3 separate regions of the Homo sapiens genome follow, and regions 2 and 3 are each linked to region 1. Evidence: chromatin contacts called from ENCODE Hi-C or POLR2A ChIA-PET data. All regions are on one chromosome and are shown on one strand. The core of a region is the stretch at or near the end of the contact, and the rest is flanking DNA. Distances in the headings are between cores, read along the strand shown.

Region 1 (2,685 bases), core at 100-2,599:
CTGCTGTTTTTAAAAAGAATGGCAAGAGGCTGTGGCACTTCCTGAGCAAGAAGAAACAGATTCTATAGGAACAGTTCCAAGATTGAATATAGGATTAGTCATTTACCTTTCTATATTCTTAATCAGCTTTAATGACAATGTCACTTGAGTGAAGAAAAGGATTTAAAGTAAAAATGAAGTTCATAATTCATTACATTCTTTCCATTCATGGCAGAACCCTGGGGATCATTGTGATTCTTAAGTAGAAAGGACATTAGATGTGGGGCGTATGAGAGACCTGAGTTTTGGTTTTGCCACTGATTAGTTTATAGCCTTAGGAAAGCTGTTTAGCGTTTTTCATGTGTTTTCTCTACTGTACACTGGTGGGCAAAGATGGGAGAGGTGCTTAATCTTAAGGTTTTCCTTCGCCAAAGCGACTGACACAACACTAAATAGAAACGCATCCTGCACAGCGTCCTTGCTCCGCCCTCCTCGCTTTTCTTTGAAAGTCTTTGAGCACCTCCCGCATACACTTGCTCAGCATCGCATACTGGTGTGCACCGGGGCTGGCCATTGAGTCTTTAGCTGGTGGTGTTTCACAAAGGGAATGAAATCTTGTTCTTGGGTTGTGAAACCGTAAGGACACTCCGGTCTCCAAGTTGACATTCGTTTATGGAAGTGCCCATCTCCTTTCCTCGTCACACCTAAGGCCCTTCCCCAGTCCCCCAAAGATGATTAGCTTCACGTTAGGCGGTTCTGGGGACGGCGCCAATTTGCGGGATGCTGTCAGCGCTGATGCTGAGGAAGAGGATGGATCCTTAAGGCTTGCAGGGCCTCACGATTTGGGCCCTTCATCGCGACTGCCTCAGTGTGTAATTTCGTATCGTGACAAAGCATTTCCGATTTTATTCCGAAAAGCCCAACCATGGGGTCCCAACCATCCCTCTATAACCAATTTAACTGTCACGCTAGGAGAACACCTATGTGCGCAAACTACTTGTCTCGGAAGCCCTACTTCTCTCCTCGGGACAGGCGGGGAGTTGCGGCTATGGCTGGAACTACGAGGCCCAGAATTCCTAGGCGCATGCGCGCTGCCATTGTGATGCTCCTTTCCCGGTAACTCGCCCTCTCAGGCAAACCTGAAGATAGCGGCAATTCTCCGGTGGGGGGCGGAGACGGTTTCTGCCCGACTCTCCGCCCCCTTCGTGATAGGCAATGGGACTAGCCAACCGACGCTGCGAGTTCGGAACGCACTCTCCAATCAGCACCTGTAGCGGAGAGGTGGGCGTGCGCGCTGGCAGGGCAGGTGGGCTAGGCTGTGTCGGGTTACGAGGGGGGAGAATAACGTCGGGTCGGGTCAGCGGGCTCTGCAGTAGTCGCCGCAGCGGCGATGGGAGCGGTGGGGACGAGGCGGCGGCGGCGGCAGGAGGGGGAGCAGGTGCTGGCACAAGAGCAGCGGCTTGGGGGAGCCGGCAGCAGCAGTAACAGCAGCAGCAGCCGCCGCCGCCGCCGCCAGTAAACGCGGACGGTACCCCAGGGGACTACCCAGCCGGCCGGCCCTGGAAGCCGCGCTCGGGTCCCGCCGCAGTCGGCGGTGGGGGATGGGCAGGCAGTGGCGGTCCCGCCTGCCGAGGGTTAACCCCCGCCGGTCCCGGTCCTGAGCTGGACCAGAGCCCTCCTCCAGAAACCCCTGCGTCCGCCACGGCCCAGGTAGGACACACCCCCCGACCCCCCAGGGCGCCGCCCTCCCCCAGTCTCGACCCCCTCCTCCGGCCGCACCCCTCGCCGAGTGACCGAGCCTGCTGAGGAGGGGAGGGGTACCGGGGACTTTCAGTTCGCTGCAAGCCCGGGGCTCGTGCCAGACCCCGTCACTCTCCATCTCGGAGATCGTTCTGGTTCTGCCCGATTTCCCCGAAGGCTGCCGCCTCGTTTTGCCCCAGGCTTTGGGTGTCTTCACTGAACTTGGAGGGTCACGAAGCTTCGTTCTGCGTCTCTCTCTGTGGGTGACCCACATATCACTTGTACCCATGCCACTTCTGGTACCAGCACCGAACACGAAGGATTCCTAGGAAATCTGAGCGCTTATTTCCCACCCCGCCTCCCCAACTATCATGGAAAGGAACATGGGACTACTGAATCTGTTTGCTGTGTTGTAACGACAGTGAAGGCCGCGACTTTCTTGTACTTAGGGTGCTGAAGTAATGATCTGAGGGATTTGCTCGTCATTTGCTGTGGCAGAGATGATGTTGACACCCTGGGATGCTGTGGGAGGGACAAAAGACTCACGTATATGTTCTGTCAAATCGGAGAAGTAAATAATCCATTGGGATGCCAGGATACTTTATTCTACAGCGAAGTTAATTTTGTATCCGTCGAGGCTACAGTAGAGGTAAAAATGACATTGAGTTGTACTTTGCTTTGAATTAAAGTTGATGGGTAGCAGCAATCCTGGTATTAACTCTTCTCTCTCATCGCTTTAGAAATTATTCTTTCTTTGAACATTAAAGAGGACAGTTTTATTATACACTTCTAATAATGTGAAGATGTTTTGTAATTCAGTAGAAATTGAGTTTCTGTGTGTGTAGGAGGGTCATGTTATGAATGGGCACATGTAGACACACACGCAGAGGGAGGATCCACTCAGTGTGTTTTGTTAACAATGTTTGGTTCTGAGCCATTGATAATAGTTGCATTGGTATCTAAACC
Region 2 (2,685 bases), core at 62-2,561, 870 kb before region 1:
GATAAGATGGAAGTGGATGGGACTAAGTTCAGCGTTTGGCTGCTGTACTCCCACCCTAGGAGAACAAGAGGAAGAGAGCTGAGGCTCAAAAGGCGACCAGTCTCCATCTGGCTGTTGCCCAAGGGGTCAGAAGTCTGGTGACACAGGCCCAAGGGTCTCTATTCTGTATTGAGGACCACACCCAGCAACACCAGTGAGGAGGTTGGGAGAAGGGAGGAGAACCGAACAGCAAGGAGGGCCAAAAGTACTGGGCTGCCGTAACCACAACTGTATTTGAAATGTGAAGCTCCCTGCCCTTGCCCTTAAGGTCAGACCCAGGGACGCTCAGAAATCAGACTGAGGGCAGGCGCCCGCCCCCGTCCTTTCCTGTAAGGCTGTGAGCTAACAATTTGGAGGGTGGGGAGGAAATAAAACCCTAGAGGAAGCAATGCACTCTGCTCCTCACGACTAGTCCACATTCAAGCCCTGAGGTAGCTCTCTTTCCTTCTATAACCCTTGGTCTAACCCAGGTCTCCACCGTCCCTTTCCCTCCCCTCCCTGGGGCTACCTCTGCTTGCGGGCGGCAGCAGAAAGCCCGTCATCTCGGCGCTTTCCCTTAACCGAGTCGCTCTGCTTTTTCATATTCTTCTGGCGGGCGAGCTCACGCTGGTTACCGCCTAAGGAAAGAAAATTAAAGGTGAGACGCGGGGGCCGCTCTGCCCACACACCGGCGACCCTTCTACCCCAGCGCGGCCAGCAGCAGGATCCAACACCACTTCAATCTCCGGGCCCCGACAACGGCCCATCGAGGCCCAGGCTGCTTGGGGTAGGGGGGAGTGGCGAATCTGCCACGGGCCAGGTCAAAATACGGACTAGAGAAGGGAGGTCCCAAGGGGCCAGCTGGAGGCGTGTTTTGGGGCGGCGTGGGGCCCAAACAGCTGGCAAGGTGTGTGTGGACGGTTTGGGTCTCCGTGGGGGATGGGCTGGCTTGTGGAGTGGGGGCTCTGGGCCTATCACAGGGGCGCTGGCCTTCTCCTTACACCGCGGAAGATCCGGGAGGGCCTATGCCTAACCCGGGAGGGTGGTCCCGTGAAGTAGCCGTGGGCAAAGGGCTCGATTTCCGGGCACCGAGTGTGAGGGTGGCCACAGAGCGCGCCCAGAGAAACGCCTTGCTAGGGAAGCTACGGAAGGTCAAAGCCGGCGCCTCGCCGGTGGTGTTTAGGGTGAACGGAAAGAAAAGGGCAAGGAGAAGGGGGCTCGGTGCTCACGGGTCATGGCGACGGCAGCGGCTCCAACCTGCCTCCGTTACGTCCCCTCGTTCTGTCGGACGTTGCAGGTCCCGCCCCTTCTGGCAACGTAGCACAGTCGTTCCTTTCCTCCCCGCCCCTTCGCGCCCGGGAGCCGGCTCCCATTGGACAAGAAAAAGCACGTGGATCCACGGGTCGTGCTTGAGCCGGGGTGGGTAAGTGGCGGAGGGTCGCAGGCGGAGCGCTCAGCGTGGGGCGGGGCTTCCCGAGTGAGACGTAGGGACGGGCCTGGAGAAACTAGGCCGGGTCACGTGGGCAGGTTGGGGGTGGAGGGGTGCGGCTGGCGATGTGGCGCTCCCGCGGGCTCGAGCACGTGACCGTGCAGAGTGACCTCATGCGGGGACAGTTTGGGGTACTGACAAAGTCGCCCTGAAAGAACGCCCGTAGACAAGAGGGCGGGGTTTCAGCCAGTTCTGTGTTACGAGTACTCTACTACTAAACTTGTGCTTACTTAGGACCACCTCTCAGCCACTTATTTGGACACGAGTTGTTCACAGCTCGCTTAAAATCAAGTACAAACACAACTTCAGAAACCCGCTTCTACTCCCATTGTCCCCTTCCACGCCCCTTCACTGTAGAAAATCGCAGCAACATCTGGTATTTCCTAAAACTCTACCCTGTTCGTTTTCCCCCAGAAACTTTAAATGTGAACATGCAGCTTGGAAGTATTGGAGGACTCCAAAAGTCACAGACTATGGAGTTGGATCAGTGGCTGAGATTAGATAATTCACATATTCGCTTTTCCCCTCTGGAGCTTTTCTTACTGTACCATCGCCACCAGCCACCCGGTTTTGTATTAAGACCCTGGAGGGCCGGGCGTGGTGGCTCACGCCTGTAATCCCAGCACTTTGGGAGGCTGAGGTGGGCAGATCAGAAGGTCAGGAGTTCGAGACCAGCAGCCTGACCAACAATGGTGAAAACCCTAAAAATACAAAAAATTAGCCGGGCGTGGTGGCGCGCCTGTAATTCCAGCTACTTGGGAGGCTGAGGCAGGAGAATCGCTTGAACCCGGGAGGCGGAAGTTGCAGTGAGCCGAGATCGCGCCATTGCACTCCAGCCCAGGCGACAGTGCGAGATCCCGTCTAAAAAAAAAGTTAATAAGAATTAGCCGGGCGTGGTGGCGGGCGCCTGTAGTCCCAGCTACTCAGGAGGCTGAGGCAGGAGAATGGCGTGAACCCGGTAGATGGAGCTTGCAGTGAGCCGAGATCGCACCACTGCACTCTAGCCTGGGCGACAGAGCGAGACTGCATCTCAAAAAAAAAAGAGTTAATAAGAAAGGCTGGGCAAGGTGGCTCACGCCTGTAATCCCAGCACTTTGGGAGGCAGAGGCGGGTGGATCACGAGGTCAGGACATCGAGACCATCCTGGCTAACACGGTAAAACCCCGTCTCTACTAAAA
Region 3 (2,685 bases), core at 81-2,580, 570 kb before region 1:
AGCAGTAATAGATTCTAGATTTTTCAGGACAGTTTCAAGGAGTCAGTCCTTTTGTTCCCATAAGTAACGTGTATTCAGACAACATGCTTTGAATTTGGTTTGGAAAATAGGATCACTGTAATTTATAGCAGCAGTGAGAAGACTGGTAGGAAGCTCCACTTCAGCTTTGCCTATATCACGTGCTGAATTGGGCATTTACAGAAATGGAGAATCATGGTTGGGCTGTGCCGAAATAAATCTGAGCCTGGGGTAGAAAGAGAAAACTGCCTCATATTGAATGCCTACTATGTATATGTTTGGCACTGTGCTAGGTGCTTTCCCTATTGACAGCTGCTCTGGCTAGAATTCTATCCTGGATCCAACTGCCACTTAAATAATATACCCCCACCCCTCAACAACAACAACAACAAAACAAACACATATGCCACATGGGGCTTAGTTCATTAAGACTCGTCACAGCTGCCACACCCTCTTTAAGACCCTGGCACCATAATTAGGATAATAGAATCTCTGGGTTTGGAAGTATCTTTGAGGTCATCTAGTTAGAAGGGGTGGCAGCTGTTCTCTTTACCATGGAGTTTGAGAATGACAGTGCTCAATTCTCTCAATGGGAGGTGCAAAATATGTCTGGGGCTGTAGTCTCTGCAGGCAATCCCATAAAAGATAAGGCAACGATAAACAAGTGTGAAGCTTGAAATACGTCCTAGGCGGAAAAGGGCAATGGGAAGAAATATGGCTTACTGGAGCCCTTATACAATGTAAAAACAAACAAATACTAAAAACGCCCTGGCAGAGATGTAATGTCAGGCCCTTGGATTCAGGGTAGAGGCCCACAAAAGGGATCCTGATTGACACAGGTTAACCCTGTGTCAAAGAAGAAAGAGTCTCTTCTGTTGGGTTCACCAGCTCTGAAGTACCTAGCCATCCTCAAGCCGCTTCTTCTTTGCCCTGTTATGAGAAAGCTGGGAAACTCTCTCCTTTTCCAGGAAAGAGGGTGAGGGACGGGGATTAAGGGGCGTGAACGAGAAAAAGCAGGTAGAGGTACTGAAATGTCTGAGTAGTGGTAAATGCAATCGTCCTGGAAGCAGGGGAAGGTATTTCACGCCCTCTCAAGGTCCCTTCGGTTCAAGGATACCGTCATTCTCCGGCTCTACTAAAGGGGAGGGCCTGCAACGTCCATGCTGCCATGGAAACGCGCCGCCGTGTTCCTTTTTCTTACGTGGGGCAGGGCACTCTGCCGCAGCTACCTATCATCCACGGGATTTCTTGAGTGGCGGGCGGCGGCAGCGAATGGACGATCCGATATTGTGTGACGTGACGGGAAAGGGGGAGTTCGCGGCCGGTGGCGGCGGTGGCGACAGCGGCGACCTAGGGATCGATCTGGAGGGACTTGGGGAGCGTGCAGAGACCTCTAGCTCGAGCGCGAGGGACCTCCCGCCGGGATGCCTGGTACTGTTTGGAGAGAAATGGGAGTGCAGTGGGCTCTGAAGGCCTGGATTTCGGGTCTGAAGGGATGGCTGACCGGAGGGGGCGGGGTGGCAAGCATGGCGGCGGTGACGGGGAAGGGGTTGGAGGGCCCTAAGGAGGGGGTGGGGAAACGTTAGCTAAGAAGGCTTGGTGGTCGTGAGGAAAGCTGAAAGGCTGTGGGGCCTCTGGCGAACAGATTTTAGAAAACATTCTTTTGGGGGGAGGTAGAGGCGCCAGAAGGACGTGGCGGGGGGGATGGAAAAAGGGGCGGGGAGAGAAGAGGTTAGGAAGGAGGGGAAAGGGTGTCTACGAGAAGGTGATGAAAAATAGGGAGGGATAGTCAGGCTTATTGTAAATAACGAGGAATGGTGACTTGGTAGGCATGATAGGAAAGTGCTTGCAGCAATTATAAATATAATATTCTAATTGGAGGAGTCCTGAAGTGGTCCCGTTTCCCAGCTCTTGTACTTCCGCCCCATTATTTAGGTTTAGACTGCGTGAGCAAGGCTAGTAGGTTACACGGAACTGATCTTTTGTTATTCCATTCCAGGGGAGCAGATGGACCCTACTGGAAGTCAGTTGGATTCAGATTTCTCTCAGCAAGATACTCCTTGCCTGATAATTGAAGATTCTCAGCCTGAAAGCCAGGTTCTAGAGGATGATTCTGGTTCTCACTTCAGTATGCTATCTCGACACCTTCCTAATCTCCAGACGCACAAAGAAAATCCTGTGTTGGTGAGTGATACCTTGTTTGAAGAAGATTGAGCAGATTTTTTTTTTTAAACCGAAAACCAGCAAACATAAGTATTTAGAAGATCATTACCTTCTCAATAAAGTTGATTGGAAAAATTGTTCACAAATAGTAGGTTTCATTTTGAACTATTTCATATATAATGGGGATATTTTGTATGTGTATTTTCTAGGATGTTGTGTCCAATCCTGAACAAACAGCTGGAGAAGAACGAGGAGACGGTAATAGTGGGTTCAATGAACATTTGAAAGAAAACAAGGTTGCAGGTGAGGTGTTTAAAGCTATCTGTCCCCTTTGCATTTTTTGGGTGCTCTTGTTGGTGCTGGGTGGATTTAAACTTTATGTGGTTGTGTCGAATGTATGTAAGGAAGCCTACTGTGGTATCTGCGTAGTAGTCACTCAAAAGTTGATGTGCTAGTGTCACTGATTAGATTGGTATTGTCTGTATTCCTGATTTTGTATTAAGG

The links. Hi-C counts contacts between places; a loop is a spot of excess contacts on that map. ChIA-PET counts read pairs that join two places held with the same protein, here RNA polymerase II (POLR2A). Pooled maps may share reads with other maps.
Region 2: a pooled map shows a loop between it and region 1 (9-fold over the local background). The contact joins the promoter of SERF2 here to the promoter of TTBK2 in region 1. A Hi-C loop is called at or near these places in 7 of 50 pooled maps.
Region 3: a loop to region 1 is called in a pooled map, with 6 times the contacts of the local background. The contact joins the promoter of TP53BP1 here to the promoter of TTBK2 in region 1. A Hi-C loop is called at or near these places in 7 of 50 pooled maps. POLR2A ChIA-PET finds 5 or more read pairs at or near these places in 3 of 52 experiments (A673, GM10248 and OCI-LY7).

The regions. Positions count from the first base shown.
Region 1 is chr15:42,919,442-42,922,126 of GRCh38, reverse strand. TTBK2 (tau tubulin kinase 2) reads left to right here and starts at 1,349. Exons shown (of 15, transcript NM_173500.4): 1 at 1,349-1,689. RefSeq lists enhancers at 728-827, 1,030-1,530, 1,531-2,031 and a silencer at 1,348-1,757.
Region 2 is chr15:43,790,946-43,793,630 of GRCh38, reverse strand. It overlaps SERF2 (small EDRK-rich factor 2), which reads right to left and starts at 1,311. Exons shown (of 3, transcript NM_001018108.4): 1 at 1,248-1,311; 2 at 548-656. The coding sequence starts at 1,254. SERF2-C15ORF63 (SERF2-C15orf63 readthrough) reads right to left here and starts at 1,655. Exons shown (of 6, transcript NR_037673.1): 1 at 1,248-1,655; 2 at 548-656. RefSeq lists enhancers at 1-163, 499-828, 617-1,816 and a silencer at 1,549-1,628.
Region 3 is chr15:43,491,801-43,494,485 of GRCh38, reverse strand. It overlaps TP53BP1 (tumor protein p53 binding protein 1), which reads left to right and starts at 1,330. Exons shown (of 28, transcript NM_001141980.3): 1 at 1,330-1,449; 2 at 2,018-2,202; 3 at 2,391-2,484. The coding sequence starts at 1,443. RefSeq lists enhancers at 889-1,595, 1,596-2,304.